2 separate regions of the Homo sapiens genome follow, and region 2 is linked to region 1. Evidence: read pairs that join two places in POLR2A ChIA-PET (ENCODE). Cell type or tissue: GM12878. All regions are shown on one strand.

Region 1 (5,000 bases):
TCTTGTATTCCGCAACATAAGCTTGACAGCTTTCCTATCCTTTAATGTCTCTTCTGATGAGTTCAGTGGTGATATTGACAAATGTGATTGTGGTATTATATAATGAAACAGGTAAACATTGGGAAAATCTACATGACTCAGTAACCCAACATTTTTCAGATGATCAGTGTTTGTTGCAAAATCACATGTGGATGAGAGATTCAAAGTGTAGGACTTTGATAGATTAATGGATTTCAATGTAACAGAGTAGGAAAAGTTCACTGATGGTTTCAGATTCCACATTGCAGCTGACCTTTAAAAAATTACTGCTTTGTCCATTGTATCAAAGAAGAATATTCATAATTATCTTAAAAAGCTATTAAAATAATTCTTTCCTTTCCAGTTATATATCTGTGTGAGGCTAGAATTTCTACATATACTTCACAGCAAATTTTATGCAGAAGCAGACATGAAAATTTAGTTGTCTTCTATTAAGCCAGATGTTAAAGAGGTTTTCAAAAACATAAAATGGTGGCTGGACACAGTAGCTCATGCACATAATCCTAGTACTTTGGGAGGCTGAGGCAGGAGGACTGCTTGAGTCCAGGAGTTTGAGACCAGCCTGGGCAACAAAGCGAGACCCCATCTCTACAAAATATAAAGAATTATCTGGGGGTGGTGGCACATACCTGTAGTCCCAGCTTCTTGGGAGGTTGAGGCAGGAGGGTTCCTTGAGCCCAGGAGTTCAAGGCTACATTGAGCCGTGATCACACCACTGCACTCCAGCCTGGGTGTCAGAGTGAGACCCTTCTTTTAAATATATACATACATACACACACACACACACACACACACACACACACACACACATATATAAAATATACACATATAATGGTACAACTTCCTATAAAAATATTTATGTTCACATGTAACAATTTAAACAGATTGTTTTTTAAGCAAATTAATAAATATTTTTTAATTTTCTCAGTTTCAGTTTCCAATATGATAAATATTGATAGATATAATCCATATAAACAAAAGCTCCCTGGGTGTCCTCAGTAATTTTCAAGATTATAAATGGATGCTGAAACCAAAAGTTGGAGAACCACCAGTTTACTAAGTCAAACTTTTAGGCCGCCTTATAGGAAAGACTTGAGGCTACCAAATGCACAGGTACATATGTGTTTCTTTTTGTAATGAAGGCTATCGTGATGGGGCAGATCATTCAACATACTCCCAAACAGGCCACATCCTGAAACTGGCAAAGACCTTCACACCTTTTATTGAGGGTTTTTTATTTTAATCTTTTGCCTTACAGTGGGACTTCCTGAAAAGTGTGGTGATTCTCAGTATTTCATTTTGTACATTACCATAATACTCTTACATGACATTTTGAGCATCATAAATCTGAACTCTATTATTAGGTTCAATATGTAATATGGACTCAGAAATTTCTTGAATGAAAATTTATGATGAGAATTAGTCATATCCCTAGGGTTTAGTCAGTGAAAACAAAACCTCAGTGTGTGCATTTAAAGGTGATCAGGAATAGAAATTATCTATTCTAAATGAAAGGAAAAAAGATAGAAAATTTCCCCATTTTAACAGAAAACAAAGACAAATGATTTAGAACCCAAGGACTGACTTTTCTCCTCAATATGTGATTTTCCATCACCTGATGTTGAACTTTTATCTCGTATGTGGGAGTTAGCTTTCAGTTCTACACTTATAATCTGTATAGCTGACCTGCTTGAAAGGCAAAGAAATTGAAAAAAAATGTTTTTTAAAAAATCTTATTTTCATGTGTTTTTCTTTGGTGTAAGTTGCTTGACTGTATTTCATCACAAATCATGTACTGTGCGGTATAGTTCCCTCACAAGGATGCATGATGTTGAATATACACAAAAAAATCTTTGTTTGAAAAAAAAATAGTTAGAAAGTTGGTGCTTTAACCAAAAAGAAGCTCAAGAATAGATTAGACCGTAACAACAAATTATGTAAAACAAAACCCAGAAAACAGGTCTGGTGGACGTTGTGTGTTATACTGTCTCATTAAAGAAAATGAGTCAAGATTGATCTAATTAACCACACAGGTTCAGTACATTTTACCTACTCGAGCAGGCTGCAGTGGCCATCTCCTGCCACAGCTGTTTGTTTAAATTGTTCACATGAGTCATACTGAGAAAGAGCCTTTAAAAAAAATAGGTAAACAAACTATTTGAAATCTCTGTCTTCTACCTGACAATCATCTAAGAGAAGCATTGTAATTATGTACTTGGGAGAGTCCCTGGCCTAAGGCCTTTCTAAACCTGAGGTGGCCTTACATAGATATTTAGAAGTAATGTCTTTTCACATGTCATTCATTGGGTGTATAGTGTTTTATGCAGTCTTTTACCTTCATGTTAGTTTAACTATAGCATGACAATTCACAGTTCGCATTAAGCCTAAGTTTCGCACTCAAAATCATTTTTGTATAAAATGTATGGAACTTGACTGTTGACAAATCGATCTGTTGAGTATTTTTATGTCACTGTTTAGCAAATGCAGAAATGTAGATTTGTGAAAAGATGACTAGAGATGAAAGCATGAATTCTTTGCCACCTTCCAAGTTAGCAGTAAGTATTAATAAGCTCATCTTTTAGAAAACAATGCAATGGAAATAAAAATAATTATTTGTTCTTGTGGTATGCTTAAAAGGATCATGGACTTTGGTGAAAGATCTGGATTTGACTCCTACCTCTACTACTTGTTAGCTGTGGGATCTTATGCAACTCATTTAGTCTAAGCCTCGTCACTCCCCACTCCCTACTCCCTAAAATGGAAATAATGATAGCAATCTCACAGAGTAGTCATTGGGACTGAACATTTATTTAGCATAGTACTTGGCTCATAATGACTGCCCCAAATGCTAGTAATAGTAATTGTGGCTGTTATCACTGCTAATATTAAGTTATATTTCACAAGTGCTAATTAAGTCCTGTTATCTTCCTGAGCCTTGGTTTTCTTATCTCTAAAATGGGGACTTGGGAGGTGATCTCTAAGATTCTTCCAGTCAGACCTTTCCAGTCACCCTGCAGAGGCTGGCGAGCTGCCCATTGCTGGGACCCTTCACGCCCACCCTGATCCCCTCCCTGCTCTTCCTCCCCCTCCCCGCAAAGCTTCTCTCTGGCCAGTTCTGCTCAGCAGGAGGTCGTTTGATCAAAGCCCTGGGAAAGGTCAGACATTCCTGGAGTGGTGACACTCAGCCGGCTGCAAGAGCTGCCCTTACAGAACCTTGTACTGCAGAAGCTGTAGCTCAAATGGAGAGGCTTTTCTAGGAGCCATTTTCTGAGCACTGTGGCGTAGCCCAGCTGGGAAGAAAGTTACTGAAGAACACCTGTTTGGGGGTGGCTGTCAAAAGCTTTGTTATGCTTTCATTTTCTTTTGGGATGTGCAAATGGTGGGAATAGAAAGGTGGAGGTTGAATCTTGTCATAAAGATGCTAACAAGTGGTAAATTACACTATAGTTAAACCGTGCAACCATTAAAAATTCTGTTAAAATATTTAATCACGGTAAAATATTTACAACATGTCGAGTAAATTAGATTATAAAATAATATCAGGGTTTTTTTTAAAAAATGTTTATATGTGAAGGTATAATGGAGAAAAATTAGGAAGAAATTTATCTCTAAGTTTTTTTCTGGGTGGCAGTATTAGGTAATTTTTGTTTAGATTTTCTAAATGTTTTACATGGGTTGATTCTAATGAGGAGAAACAAAAGAAATAAAATCAAAGAAAGAACCTTAATTGCTTATCAGATGAAAAGGCTAACCTCTTCACAGAAAAGAGGATGTGTGAATGTGAATTGTGTACAGTGATGTCTCACAGTGAGGGCACTCTGTGTCACACGTTGCCACCTTTGGCATCTTGTGGGCTTGAAGCTATAGAATGTGACCAGTCTCTTTACTTGTGGGCACTTACACAGTGCTTATGATGTGCCCAGCACTGTTCTTGGCACTCTAATACTAACTTATTGAATCCTCTCCACAACTTGCTGAAGCAGATCCTATTATCCTTACCTTACAGGAAACTGAGAGACAGGGATGTGAAAACACACAGGGCACACAGCCAGTGAGAAGCAAAGCCAAGATTCACACCCAGGTTCACCAGGCCCCAGAATCCAGGCTCCCACCACATACTGTTCCACTTTGCCCTGAAGTAAGACTCTTGACAGCCCTCAGGGCAAACAGCTCTCAAGTTGGATTTTATGTGTGTGGCCATCATGAGGGTTAATTGGGGTGTACTGTACTCTAGTGTGGTTCAGAAGTGGACTCGGAGGGCTCTTTGGTCCCTTCTTTTTGTTTGAGACAGTCTTGCTCTGTTGCCTAGGTTGGGGTACAGTGGTGCAATCACAGCTTGCTGCAGCCTCTACCTCCTGGGCGCAAGCAGTCCTCCCACCCCAGCCTGTCAAGTAGCTGGGACCACAGGCATGTGCCACCACGCCCAGCTAACTTTTCTATTTTTTTGTAGAGATGGAGTTTCACCGTGTTGCCCAGGCTGGTCTTGAACTCCTGGGTTCAAGCAGTCCTCTCACCTCGGCCTCCCAAAGTGCTGGGATTACAGGTGTGAGCCACTGTGCCTGGCCTGCACCCTTTTTTCTTGCTTACTGTTTCTCTTTCCTGTCAGCTGAGTCCAGCTCATGTCCCCCTGCCCTTTTCACTGTTTGAGTTCCAAGCCAACTCCCACACAGCTACCTTGATCAGATTTGACTCTCTTATTTTACCTCAGAGTCAAAATCTTGCCTGGGCGGGAGCACAGCAGTGAGCCTATAGCTTAACTTGGAATTGAAACCACCATTTATTTTCCTTCTGTCATTGTCAGGGACCTCAATTGTCTCTACAAAAATAGCTTTCCATAACTGCTCCTCAGTAGAGGGAAGAAAGCAGTAAAGAGGAAGGGGCACTGCAGCCTTCAGACCGCAGGCCTGCCTTACAGCCGTGTGTGTGTGTGTGTGTGTGTGTGTGTGTGTGTGTGTGTATGT
Region 2 (5,000 bases), 220 kb before region 1:
TAAACCCTGCAAAACATTAAAATTTGTCAAAGTTCTGTGACACATCTATGAGTGTTCATTATATTATTTTCTAGATTTTGCTTATGCCTGAAATGTAGGACTTTCCAAAAGAGTCTCTTGGCAGATGGATATGACTGGATGTCATTGCCTCATTTCTGCTTCTGGAATGTTGTCCATTGCTTTTTCAGACAGTGGAGCTATGAGTGAGTCAGCCTGTGGTTCAGGTAATGTCCCAAGCTCTTCTTAACTGCCATGGAGCTGCAAGCAGTAGCTAGCAATGTTGTATATCAAGGATTTATGGTCTAGACTTAGTCCTGAACATGCACAGCCTCCCATATTCCTCAAAACAATTTAAGGGAGAAAATACAATTGTTATTCCCATTTTATAGATGAAGAAACCGAGTTGTTGAGAGTGATCTAGCCCAGGTTTCCTGGTGAGTGGAGAAGCCAAGAGTCAAACTATGCCCTCTTAGACTCTAGCCACCACTTTATACTCCCTCCTCATGATTGGTGTCCATTGTCTTTACAAGTAATATTGTCCAGAATTGTCAGGTTCAAAAGGTCACTTAAGTTCCCAATATAGGAGTTATGGGAATCAGTGTGTAGCAACCCTCTGACACTGGCTGTGGCTCCACAAGGAACCTCACTGCTTCACACCTGCCTGGCACAGCTGCCACTGCATGCTCGGGAGAGCACCCCCGTGAACTTGAAAGCTGTCCTCCAATAAGACCTTGATGCGTCAGTCAGATGGACCAAGGCCTCTTGTCATGATAGCTCAGGAGGCAGCTACGTTCATTCACAGTTTACATCTATTCAGCAACAGGCCTGAAACAGAGACGTCGTAAATCCCATCAAAATCTCCTCCATTATGTGACACACTTTGTTAGAACAGAATAAGGGGTTCGGCTCTGTTGGACCAAATCAAGTTGGTCTATGTGGAGTATCACATTTTAGATTCAAATCCCTGTTAAACCCTCTGCTTAGGCTCGTGGTTAACAATATTTTTATATCTGTCTGCAGAGATGACAGGCAGCCCAGCTCTCGAGCAGGCCTAGAGGCCTCTGCACGGCTGTTTTTAGAGGCAGGCTCCATAGATGAAAGGCAGAAATCCCACCACCCCAGTGTCTCCTGATTAGCCCGGAGAAAAGCTGAATGACAAACATGTTTCCAATCTGCCTGGCCCATGCAGGGAAATGGGGCAATCTGGCCTGAAAAGGGATTTAGACTTTTGTTGTGTGCAAGGGAGGGGGGTTGGAGAAAAAAGCTGATTTAAATCCATCCACAATGCTTTCCCACTTGGTGAACTCTTAGATAAGAAACAGCCTGGCTGTGGTTCAGACCCCCACCACGCCCGTGCATCTTCCTTCTGCCTGCGTCACTGCTAGGTGATCTTGGTCCTCTCAGACAAAGTCGGATACTATAGAGATGACTGCAGCTGGACATTTCAGAGCACTCACCCTTTTGGCCAGAAGCCTATGTGCTTGTTGATTAATAAAACTGGCATAGAGCAAAATCCTCTATAGAATTTCTAGGCTAAAATAAGCATCAGTAACAAGGTATACACTACCTAGTTAGCTCTTTGGTTGCTTATGCTAATCACACTACAGTACACTAGTTTCACAGTAGTATAAAATACTACATAAAATGATTGCAAGGCTTATGTGGCAAATACTGAGTTAAATATGTGATTTATTTATTGGACACATTGCATGAAAACAGAATATTTTCATTTCTCTCTTCCTGATACAGAGAAGAGCCCCACAGATATTGAAATTATATACAGTTGATACAGACCTTCTTTTAACCATATAAGTCAATAAATCATCTGCCACATTTTATTACATAATTGTATATTCAGGTGGGCAGGGTTTCGGTGCTAATTTCTTTTTAACCCACAAGCCACATAGATGGCAACACTGTACTCTGATAACATTTATTCTGGCTTCAAACAAATCATCCTTTTCCTTTCTCAATGCATACACCCGGGTATCAAACTGATGGAATAAAGGGTAGGGTTGAGGGGAGTCTGTCCCCTTCAAGAGTCCCTTTCTTAGGGTGTGGTATATAAAAAGCACCTGTAAGATGGCTGCCTGCCACATGGCCATGGCTGCCTGGGTACAGCTAAGGCGCCCTGCTCTGCCGGCATCAGCACAGGGCTTCTTCAAACACAATTATCAAGAGAGTCCTCAGTGACCTCTTATTGCTGCCGTATTTGGGAAATAGCATTCAGATGCAGATTGGCTTAAATCCTATCAATCCATTCAACCATGTGTGTGAGTGTGCTTGTATGTGTGTATGCACACGCGCATTTGTGAACACACATCACACATGTATTTGCACTTATATAAGTTCTCCGTAGGGCATTTAAACCCCCCAACCTAAAATGTCCAAATGAGGAGAAATGATTATTTTCCCAGGCAACTTTGTCAATTGCTCCTGTGCTCTTCTTATAAATATTTCATAGCAAATATTTAACATGATTCTTTCCCCAATCGGATCAGCTTTGAAATACTCCTCAAAGTGAATTCTCCCCCAACAATAGCTTGATGCAAAAGCGCTTTTTTTCTCTCTCTTAAGCACAGGGTCTGCTGCCATAGCAGCATGAATAGTTCTTATTTAATGGAAAAGAAAAGATACTTTCCATTAATTCAGTAGGCAGTGCAGGTGGGGGTGGTGACAGGCACAGCACATGCGTACCTTAGGCTTCCAGTATGGAGGCGCAGCCTACCTTGACCTCCCCTCCCCCAGCATGCCTGCGATTACTACCCAGCCGACATTAGAACTGTAATGGGAAGTGACAAGTTTATGTAAATGATCCACATACGGATTTTGCTCTTGTAAAACAGAGCAGTTATTCTGGGCTTTCTAATTATTTCATGCCTCGTGGTTCTCTGATGGGGCAGAGATGACTATACTTGAAAAGTACCCTGTGATTGACAGACTTCTGTCCCCCTGGAGCTCATTAGGGCTTAGGCTTTGGAAGATGGGAAATAACCCTACCAGGCACCAAAAAAAAAAAAAAAAAAAAAAAAAGAATTCTCCCCAGCACCAGTGATTCTGTAAGATTCATTTGTTCAGATTTATGTTTTGTTGGGGAAACAGTGTTATCAGAAAATTGCACTATTGCTTTCCTGATCCAGCCAGACTCTCTGCTTTGGTGCTTTTGATTTTTAAAACCTACGTTTAGAGCCACACCAGCTGTATGATGTAGAACTTGAAGGGTATGAAATGCCAGTGGAATTCTTCACAATGAACTATTCTGAAGAAGAAAGTGGGGAAGGAGGGAGGTGAGAGGAGCAATATGCCATATAGAGCAGCTATGGAATCTAACTGGACTTGAACCAGTGTTATCATTTTATAGACACAGCGTGACCTGTTCCTAAGTCAAATCCACAGAGACATCAATGAAGGGAGCAAATAAAATTGAATCATTGATTAGGAAAATCTGACTATCCTCTCACTTGAAATACACCCTGAAGAGAAAGAGAAGAAAGTGCTGGGATGGGGGAAGATTGTGAAAAAAATATCCATAAGCTGGAAAGATTTCAAGGTTCATTTATTTTAGTCTTCCCATTTTATGGGTTAGAAAATTAAGAGGCAGAGTGGTCATATAGCTCACTAGCAGTATAGCCAGTATGGACTGCAGCTTTCTACCCAGTACCCGTTTCTCTGGCGCAGAACCAGGAAGGGGATAGGATCTGGGGAGACCAGGAAACAAGGTCTCCAATGGGTAAGGTTCCAAATTAAGGAAGCCAAAATTGTTAGTCTCATTGTAGTAGGGTCAGATTTTTATCCACCACACTGAAATATGTAAACATTGGAGCATTCTTTATGTTTCTATAACTGAGTAGTAAGGAAAAAATACTTAAACTTCCTAATTAAAGTAAGTTCAGTGTCTCTCAGTATTAAAAGTTTCATTCAGGTTGGTTTATTTTCATTCAAGTTCAATGGCCATTTGTCTTGTCTCAAAACTTCCCCAATCCCCATGACTACTTTCCTAAGAAGGCATCTGCGTATGTTATGTGCCTGTGTTGTGACTAGAGGGACTGCTTGGGCTGCCCTCTGGTCTTCCGATGCCTCTTCAGCTTGTCTGTTGTCAAGTAAACACATATGCAGATAGCCAGCTTCCCTTCCCGTCATCAATACAAATGCAAGAAAATGTGCCTCGAACCAAAGAAATCATCTTAGAACCTAAGAGAGAGAGAGAGGGGAGAGAATATTTATTCAAAATGCAATTGTGTTAAACCATGTTACTGAGATACTTTCTTTATATTTTGCAAATTTCAGTACCACCACATACCCTTATGTTGTCCTTCCCTGCCTCTATCACTGACCTCATGAAGGGATCATAAGGAAGTTTGAGTCAGTCATAAAAAATTGTTACCATTAAATGCACATCTGAGCCCAACGGTATAAATTTTCACTGCCTGCTGTATATAAGCAACACAGAGTCAGAAAAGAAGGCACAGACCATGAAGGGGTGCATGTAAACCAAACCAGGCATGAGAAGATGGAAGTGTGGAAAGGAAAAGAAGGCCACTCTGTAACAGAGGCATGCCACAAAACCTCCAAGTTAAAGAACACAGAAAAGGAGGAAAGCAGCCTAACTCATTTTAGGAGGCTAATAAAACGTTGATTTCTAAAACCAGTATGGACAGCACAAGAAAAAAATTGCAGGTCTATTTAACTTATGAGTATAGGTGGAAAAATTCTATATAACATGTGATCTAAGTAAATACCAAATAATGTATTTAACAACAAGCCAAGTGTGGTTTTTCCCAAAAATACAATGGTTTAATATCAGAAACCCCAGTGTTAAAGGAGAAAAGAAAGAAAAACATCTATGAATGCAAAAGAGTTTCATGAAATTTATATTTCCTTGTGATAAAACAATAACAATCTCAGTCGCCAGGAATAGAAGAGGACTTTCATTTGCTATAGATGCTATACCAAAAAAGTAACATCAACATGATAGCTGGTGGATAAACCTCAGGCTCTAT

What was found. Peaks named below come from ENCODE experiments on the same cell type or tissue, not always from the same donor. Only the 100,000 strongest peaks of a DNase experiment are listed, where the experiment ranks them.
Region 2: POLR2A ChIA-PET joins it to region 1 with 7 read pairs; 4 of 35 experiments call an interaction of 5 or more read pairs at or near these places.

Annotation. Positions count from the first base shown.
Region 1 is chr4:108,115,843-108,120,842 of GRCh38, reverse strand. The region is part of intron 3 of LEF1 (lymphoid enhancer binding factor 1); the gene reads left to right. Among named protein-coding and RNA genes, the nearest start is that of LEF1-AS1, 49 kb to the left of the region's middle. RefSeq lists enhancers at 2,114-2,393, 2,961-3,470, 4,065-4,224 and a silencer at 3,805-3,874. In GM12878, no CTCF peak of the experiment used is centred here; DNase peaks (open chromatin) are centred at 2,212 and 3,917; H3K27ac peaks cover 682 bases.
Region 2 is chr4:108,331,468-108,336,467 of GRCh38, reverse strand. No RefSeq gene overlaps it. Among named protein-coding and RNA genes, the nearest start is that of LEF1, 170 kb to the right of the region's middle. RefSeq lists an enhancer at 591-3,284. In GM12878, no CTCF peak of the experiment used is centred here; a DNase peak (open chromatin) is centred at 2,807.